Linked DNA regions of Homo sapiens: region 1 is linked to region 2. A link is a contact called in ENCODE Hi-C or POLR2A ChIA-PET data. All regions are on one chromosome and are shown on one strand. The core of a region is the stretch at or near the end of the contact, and the rest is flanking DNA. Distances in the headings are between cores, read along the strand shown. Region 1 has its middle 29 kb from the start of KCNA2. Region 2 overlaps ELAPOR1 (endosome-lysosome associated apoptosis and autophagy regulator 1).

Region 1 (4,173 bases), core at 486-2,985, 1.5 Mb after region 2:
GGTTAGGGTCCTCAGGCACCTGGAACTGAAAGGTCTTCACTAAGACAGACCGAACTCTGCCCAGATCCTGGTGAAAAGGAAGGACGTGGCAGTACTTCCTCTCCTTGTGGCTATGGGATTTTCCCTATTGGGACCCCTAGACTGGGTAAAGGAGTGAAAAGGCCACCATGTTATTGATGCAGGGTGGGACTGTGCTGGTGAGGGAGCAGGAAGGGGGTTGCTGGAGTTGGAAATCTTGCAAGAAAGTACTTAAAGCAATGCCTAAGGGTTCTGGGCTACTGGACTGGTGGGAGTGCTGACAGCAGGACACTGATAGGCTGGGGAGAGAAGACAGTGCTCAAGGGTGGAAGGTATCAAAAACATGCCAGAGACCATGCATATGGGATTCAGAAGCAAGAAACTTGAAGGCAGAGAGGTGAGAGTGGGATGTTTGAGTTTAAAATTCCCAAGGAGTGCAAGTCCCGTCAAAGTTCAGGATGTGGCCTTGAGTGGGGTCCCCAAGCAGAGTCAGGGTGTAGGAGCCTGGAGAGGAAAAGGTCAAAGGTTTTGGTCCCCAGGATTCTGGATGTCAGGGTGATAACTGAATTTGAGGGGAAGCCTGGGAGCCAGGTGCCAAGGCCTTTGATGGCTGAGGAGGGAATGGGTGGGCAGCTCTGAGAGGGGGTCTTGTCGTGTTCTAGATAATGAAAGATGAGCAGGGGATGCCTCAAAAGGCCACTGGATGTAATCCAGCCCTAGGCCAGCTGGACTTGGGTGACTTGCCTGAGGACAGGCAGCAAAAAAGTGGCTGAGACAAAATAAAAATTAACTTTATGTCTGTAATCACTTACTCTTCCAACCCTTATGGACTGCCGGTCTGTACAGATGTTCTGGTTCACTAAAAGCTTGGTTGACAAGACTTTTTATTCTCCTGAATTTGTAGTACATATTCACCATGTGACCTTGGGAAATGCATGTCATATTCTACCAGCCTCAGTTTCCCCCTCTGAATGCCAAGAGGCTGACCAGAGTGGCAAGTTTTCAGCCTTGTCAGGTGGACCCCAGCGATTCAGTGAAAGAGGCTAAAGGTACCTGGGTGGTGTTGCAGAGCTGGGGGGTGGGAAGATTACAGGGAATCTGCAGGGGATCAGTTCCTGGCCCCACCTTGGTCTCCAGCTGAGCAGCTACCCTTGAATCTGCCAGAATTCTAGACTTCTGCATGAGATTTTGTTTGGAAAGAGGATTCTGCTGCCTAAAACTGTGAAAAATCATGATCTTGCCTAGCCCTGACACTGCGTGAGCCTGTTGCCTTCCTGTACTGGAGGGTGTATCCTTGGCAGTGTGTCCCTTCTGCTTGCCCCAGTCAATTTTAATGCCTAAGCACTTGGCAGGAACATGGGTAGTGCCAGGACCTCTGTAATGCACTTGGCAATGAGCTGATGCTCTTTAGTGGTAGTTGTGACGCCTCTCAGAAATCTGACTTTACTAAAGTGGTATTGATGGGCCAAGGGCTTGGGTGCTCCTCAGTGACCTTGATGATGAATTACATCTGGGATCCAGTGAGTGGAACAGACAGGTTCTTTAGCTGAGGAACAAAGCCCAGGCCTGTTCTTCATCACTTAGCACCAGCTGGGATCCCTTGTTGCCAGGCTGGCAGCTGTGAGGGATCACTTGGCCACCAGGAAGACTTCCCAGCTGGGACTGTTCTGAAGATTTGTGCCAGAGAAACTACATCTGTGAGTCACTGCTCAGGGGAAAACCCAGCTGCTCGGCTCAGCTCCAGCCCCAGTGGCCCCGGGGAAGGACCAGAAGGCAGAGCGAGAATAAAAGATAGGCTGCTTTGCTTTTCTCAGTTTCCATAGCAGGTTACCGTATTTGCAGTTCTTCATTTCATGAGGGAAGTTGAGAGTGGGACTGGAATCAAAAGAGGTACTCAGATGGTGAAGCCCATAGCTGTTGGGTGTGGAGGTTTTGGCTAAGCCACCAGGGATACTTCTCTGACCCTCTGGATCCTTACTTTGACTCATCGCCCTTTTTTTTTTTTTTTTTCTGATCCACAGGTGGCTACAGCCAGGTTCATAGTCTGGCACATGGCATTTTCTGGACAGTGAGAATCAGGAAATGGGGGTGAATCTTAGAGTGGGTCTGATGAATCGTGGGAAAATCTCTCAACATTGAGACAGAGATACTGGAAGGAGCTTGAGATTTGTTTTATAAGAAGAGGGATTCTTGGTGTCATGGCTGTCTTCTCAGAAGGGAAGATCGGTCAGGTGTGGGCCTGAAAACCATGGGTGTTAAAGGGCTGACCCTGGAACAGTCCCTGCAAGGATAGGGGTGGACCATCAGGACAATGATGGGAAAGTGCTGGTGTTTGGGATGTCACTTCCCACAAATTGACAATCACTGCAGAGGCCAAGAAGCCTCCCACTGGGTTTGGGGGGTCAGTATCTCTTCAATTAAACTAAGGCAAATTCTTAGCTGCCAAGGAGGCCAGGTGACTTTGGGTTCTAGTCTCAGATGAGTCCTAGTGGGCTAGAAGCCTGCTTTGCTCTGCTTGACACAGACCAGACATGATGGGTAGGACTTAGTTCCACAGTGGATGTGGGGAGTCCTGTGAGCTGGTGGGAGTGTGTCTGGAGCGTGCCTAGAATCATGGGGCCTGCATGGTAAAGGTCCTGCAACCAAGCCAAAATGGGGATGCTTATGGGGCTGGGGATGTTTAGCCTAGAAAAGGGCATAGGAGGCTAGTGTTTTTTGAATCCCTGTTGCTCTAGATGACAGAACTGAGGCCAATAGATGGAGATAATAGGAAGAAAAATTGTGACTCACCAGAGATAAAGCTAGCTGATATTTTAAGACAGTAAAGTCTAATGGTTAAGATCTTGGACTCTAGAGTAGAGTCACAATGGGCACCACCCTGAATCCTGCTCACAGATGTGGGTCTGCAACCCACTTGGTGTTGGCCTGCTCTGCCCTGGGATTTAAAAAACTTGCATCAGTCATCAGCACAAATTGGGAGATTATGCTTACAAATCTATATGGATAGCCTCTTTTTAAAAATCGGAGGATCTGATCACCCAAGTTCCTACTCTCTCATGTAACAATAAATGGTACGTGGGTGGCAGCTGCCTCTTCTGAATAAAGCAGATGCACTGTGGTTTTTCACAAGTGCTACTTCCTCCACCTTTCTTACATTTGCACAGTTTCGCTGATTCCCAGGTGTCTGCAGGTATTGTAGTTTGCAACCCTTTTCTAGTTAAGAACCCAGGGTTTGTAACCTGGCTTTGCCAATTTTAAGTTATTGTGACCTTAAAGAAAGGAGTCAATTTCTCTAAGCCACAGTTTCCTTATCTGAATATGAGAATAATAATAATACTTACCATGAGTTAAAGAACTCCTGGAAAATGGCTGGCAAGGAGGGAAGCACACCATGAGCGCTCACCAACTCTTAGCTGGTGAAATGCTGTCCAACAGTGGAGGAGGTAGCCTTGGGAGCTCTATCACCAATGCTGGGCCTGCAGAGGGGCTGCATGACCTGGTGGTAGCCAGGACTACAGAGGAGGGACAGCCACCAAGAACTCTGAAATAAGTGGGCCATGCAGCAGTACTCCTTGGGCCCTTCCCAATGACCAAGTCAAAGGTGTTGGTGTAGAGCTTCTCTTGATGCTCATTAAAATCAAATTTGAGGCCAGGTGTGGTAGCTCATGTCTGTAATCCCAGTGCTTTGGGAGACCAAGGCAGGCAGATTGCTTGAGCCCAGGAGTTTGAGACCAGCTTGTGCAACATGGCAAAACCCTGTCTCCACAAAAAAACAAACAAACAAACAAAAAAAAACCCCAAAAAAACAACAACCAAAAAAACCCCAAATTAGCCAGGCATGGTGGTCCATGCCTGTATTCCCAGCTTCTTGGGAGGCTGAGGTGGGAGGATTACCTGAGCCCAGGGAGGTCGAGACTGCAGTGAACCGTGATGGCACTTCTGCACTCCAGTGTGGGCAACACACTGTCTCAAAAATAAGTAAAATATTTTGTGTCTCAAAAATAAGTAAAATAAAATAAAAATAAAATAAAATTAGATTTGATCTGGAAAGAAATTTTGTAGAAAAGAATGTGTCACCTGGAGTAACCTACATCCAGAGTAACCTACATCCACTTGGGAGGCTGCAGTGTGCTCAGAGTGAGTTGGAGTTCCAGC
Region 2 (4,137 bases), core at 1,499-3,998:
GGACAAGCTATCACACCACTGAGAGTCATTTTCTCATCTGTACAATGAAGGAAACAACCCCTGGTCTACTTGCCTTATAGGGAGTCGTGAAGATGAAACGAGATGGTATTTGGGAACTGTGAACACACTACACAAAAGACCAGCATGAATATGTTCAGAAGCACCACACAGTCCTTTCTGCCTTGCTCACTCAATTCTCCATTTAATTTATACACAGTGGATTTTACCCCTCATTCTTGCAGCAAAACCCTTTTGAGAGTATCATTTTAAGAAGTGGATTGACATCATATATGTATAGTTGCCCTATTTGTCCTCAGAGTCTGAGATGAGGAAAAGACAAGAATTATTGGGAAAAATAGACCCAGAGAGGGCACAAAGAATTCCCATCCTGATGTTCTTTCTTTCCTAGATGACATTGACATCTACATCCAAAGCCAAAGATTCTGGTCAAGAGTTAATCTATTGGCTGGGCATGGTGTTGCATGTAGTGGCTCCTGTAGTCTCAGCTACTTGGGAAGCTGAGGTGGGAGGATCACTTGAGCCCAGGAAGTCAAGATTACAGTGAGCCATCATCACGCCACCGCACTCCAGCCTGGGTGACAGAGCAAGAGACTGTCTAAAAAAAAAAAAAAGAAAAGAAACTACATCTTTACCATATTGCAACAAGTCTGAAATGCCACTGCTTCTAAGACACCATTTTTTTAATGTGTCATCAAGAAAGAAAAAGCTCTCTATCCCTTAAAACATAACACAATTCTTCCTTACTGTGTCAATTTTAAGACACGTCTTGATTTCATAGATGTTAGATGTGGAAAAAGCGTGCATCTTGGAATAGATGAAATGCAGTGTGTTTACCTATCCCCAAAAATAAAGCTTATTCCTTTTGATCCTGACGCATTATTAGATTAGCAAACTTCAAAACTTGTATTTTTTGTCTTAGCTCCTTGACGTTATACATGTTATGCAATCAGGCTATCACGTGGGTTAAAGGGGGACATTAATTCTATTTTTCTTATGCATACAGTAATACAAAATACCTCTGGGCTTGAATATAGTTTTAGGTAAGTGTAGATTGTAAAATACTTGTCAGAGCCAAAATCATCACTAATTCCATGGTCTGTTGTTTATTACCAGATTTAAAGGAGGAAGAAACGCTTAAGGGCATTTGGCACATCAATTGTGTTTTCTTTGTTCTGAGTGGAACTGTTTGTTGTTGTTGTTTTACTTAATGCTTGATTTGGTTGTTTTGTTGTTATTCCATTTATTTTTAGCTCAGGTAAAACAATTAAACTATGAGTTTCCCATTGCACAGACAAATTAGGGATGAACAGGCTCAAGTGAGAGCACATCACCTGCCTCGGCCAAATATATTTTCATAAAATGCAATTGGGAATTCATAGTCTTTCTGAGTGGAAAGGAGCATAAGAAACACAGGGAAATAGGGCCAGGCGTGGTGGCTCATGCCTGTAATCCCAGCATTTTGGGAGGCCAAGGCAGGTGGATCACAAAGTCAGGAGTTTGAGACCAGCATGGCTAACATGGTGAAACCCCGTCTCTACTAAAAATACAAAAATTAGCCTGGCGTGGTGGCACTCGCCTGTAGTCCCAGCTACTCGGGAGGCTGAGGCAGGAGAATCGCTTGAACCCAGGAGGCGGAGGTTACGGTGAGCCAAGATCATCCCACTGCACTCCAGCCTGGGCGACAGAGCGAGACTCCGTCTCAAAAAAAAAAAAAAAAAAAAAAAAGAAACACAGGGAAATAGAAATACATACCACTTCTGTGAGGAGCCTTTGTAAATTTTTTGTGGACTAAGGCTTCCATTTAGAACATCCTTCCATTTAGAATGTCCTCGTTCATAAATTCTACACTTTGGAATAAGAAAAATTCCACCTATTTCTAGCCTGTTCCTTAGTTACCTTTCCCACGTTCCTCTGCTCCATAAGGACACTACTTAAACATAACAACAAAGAGAGTCACACACAAAAATGATTTCTAGGGACTAGACCATGGCTGGGTGGAAGGGAATGATCCAAATCATTGTAGTTCTTGTACTCGGTTCATAATCATCAGCTCCCTGCCCGGGGTCCCAGGGCCCATTTCTGAGAGGATGAGCATCAGTAGCCATGGTGCTGGGAAGTGGGTGGGAAGCTGTTAATGTTTGATCACTGCTAATGCACATTTCGCCCACTGTTCTCTCCCCTGCAGTCTGAGTACCACTATGAGTACACGGCGTGTGACAGCACGGGTTCCAGGTGGAGGGTCGCCGTGCCGCATACCCCGGGCCTGTGCACCAGCCTGCCTGACCCCATCAAGGGCACCGAGTGCTGTAAGCAGCTATCCTGCTCAGGGCCTCCCTGTCACTCAGCTTTGGTCTCTCCCCCAAGTCTCCTGCCATCCAATCTGGGCCCTTCCTGGCAGAGCAGCTGCATTAAGGAATCAGATCTTTTCCCCAATTAGTCCCCACATCCCAGACCCTTATGAGATTTGGTGCAGAAGTATTTCATGAATGCAAACTGGATATCTGAATTTGCTTTCATTTTTTAAAGGAATTTAAATCCCATCAGTGGATACAGCATAAGCAATGCCAGCTGTGTGCACTCAGATATTCTTTTCTGTTTGCATACATTTTCATTTTTGCCTTGTATGTCTCTCCAATCTACACTCACTCACCAGCCACAATCAGTCATTAGGCAAGATTGAGATTTGCTTTCATTCTTAAAAAGGAAGTCAGAGAGGCTAAGTTTCTGCAGAGACGTCCTTTAAAATGCTCCAGGCATCACTTCAGGAGACAAGAATCTTCTTGACTGTGGGTCTGATTGTGCAATAGGAAAGGCAGTGGCTTGCCGCAGCCCCAGCACCCGCCTCTGTGACTCTGCAGTCACAACTTTTCTACAATTGGCAGCTGTTTCCCCTGCATTATTCTTTTAGGAATGCAAAGGGAATAACAAGAAAAACCAGGCACTAGATTTAAGGAATTATCTGAAGAGTTGGAAAGGAGTTTGAAGATATTTAAATTCTAAAATCAGCTTAGTACAGTGCCTGGTTGAGTAAGTGAGCAAATAAATACTTGTTAAATTAATGACTGGATATTGCTGAGACCTGAGCAGAACTGAGGTGTGACTAGTGGAAACAAATGAGCCATCTTCATTGAACTCTGCTGACTTCAGTGAGTCCCACTATGTGTTAGCACCATGATGTGCACATGCAGTGTGAACTGCAAAGACAAATAAGGCACACTCTCTGCTTTCAGAAGCTTAGGGTGGTGGAAAGTGCAGACATTCATTCATTCACTCATTGTTTCAGAAACATTCATGAAGCTCCCAGTCTGTGCCAGTCACTGAGCCAGCCATCCCCAGAGGAGCGCAGAGCCTAGTGGGTGGCAGACATATATGATATGAGAAAGAATGAGAGTTACGAATATTTAGGGATCAGGCATAGCTGGGAGGGCCACTTGAGCAAAAGTTTAGACGTGGATGAAGAGTGACACATTTGAGGAAGAGCTTGTGGTCCAGGGTAGAGGCAACACAGAGAAGGTGATGGATGGAGTTGAGGTGAAAAAAGATTTGTAGTGGGAGGTCAAGCTGGGAAGTTAGGCTGCAGGGAAATCGTGGAAAACTTTGAATGCCAGGCCAAGAGCATAATTCTAGAACCAAAAGGGAGTGCCTGTTTATTTTTAAAATAAGGAGAATAATAGTACATACGTGTTTTACTTTTTATTTTTTTAAAGACAAGGTCTCACTCTGTTTCCTAGGCTGAAGTACAGAGGTGCAATCATAGCTCTGTAGCCTCGACCTCCTGGGCTCAAGTAATTTTCCCACCTCAGCCTTTTGAGTAGCTAGGATTACAGGCACACGCGACCACTCCCAGCTAATTTAAACATTTTTTTTTTTGGTAGTGACAGGGTCTCACTGTGTTGCCCAGGTTGGCCTCAAACTCCTGGGCTCAAGTGATCCTCCTGCCTTGGTCTCTCAAAGTGTTGGGTTTACAGGTATGAGCCACTGTGCCTGATCACATCTGTTTTAGAAAGGTACCTCTGACCACAGAATGAGCAAAAATAAGAATAGGGAACTAGTTAGGAGGATATTGCAATGATTGAGTTAACAGGTCATGAGAATTCCACCTAGCATGGTGGCAGT

Evidence for each region. Hi-C counts contacts between places; a loop is a spot of excess contacts on that map. ChIA-PET counts read pairs that join two places held with the same protein, here RNA polymerase II (POLR2A). Pooled maps may share reads with other maps.
Region 1: a loop to region 2 is called in a pooled map, with 3 times the contacts of the local background. The contact joins two enhancer-like sites. A Hi-C loop is called at or near these places in 1 of 50 pooled maps. POLR2A ChIA-PET finds 5 or more read pairs at or near these places in 2 of 52 experiments (activated CD4-positive, alpha-beta T cell and activated CD8-positive, alpha-beta memory T cell).

The regions. Positions count from the first base shown.
Region 1 is chr1:110,633,201-110,637,373 of GRCh38, forward strand. No RefSeq gene overlaps it. Among named protein-coding and RNA genes, the nearest start is that of KCNA2, 29 kb to the left of the region's middle. RefSeq lists an enhancer at 1,533-1,722. Within about 2 kb of position 1,736, at least 14 of the 41 ENCODE cell types and tissues checked have a DNase peak (open chromatin) inside an H3K27ac peak, as active enhancers do.
Region 2 is chr1:109,159,688-109,163,824 of GRCh38, forward strand. ELAPOR1 (endosome-lysosome associated apoptosis and autophagy regulator 1) reads left to right here. Exons shown (of 22, transcript NM_020775.5): 2 at 2,207-2,327. Among named protein-coding and RNA genes, the nearest start is that of ELAPOR1, 48 kb to the left of the region's middle. Within about 2 kb of position 2,749, at least 12 of the 41 ENCODE cell types and tissues checked have a DNase peak (open chromatin) inside an H3K27ac peak, as active enhancers do.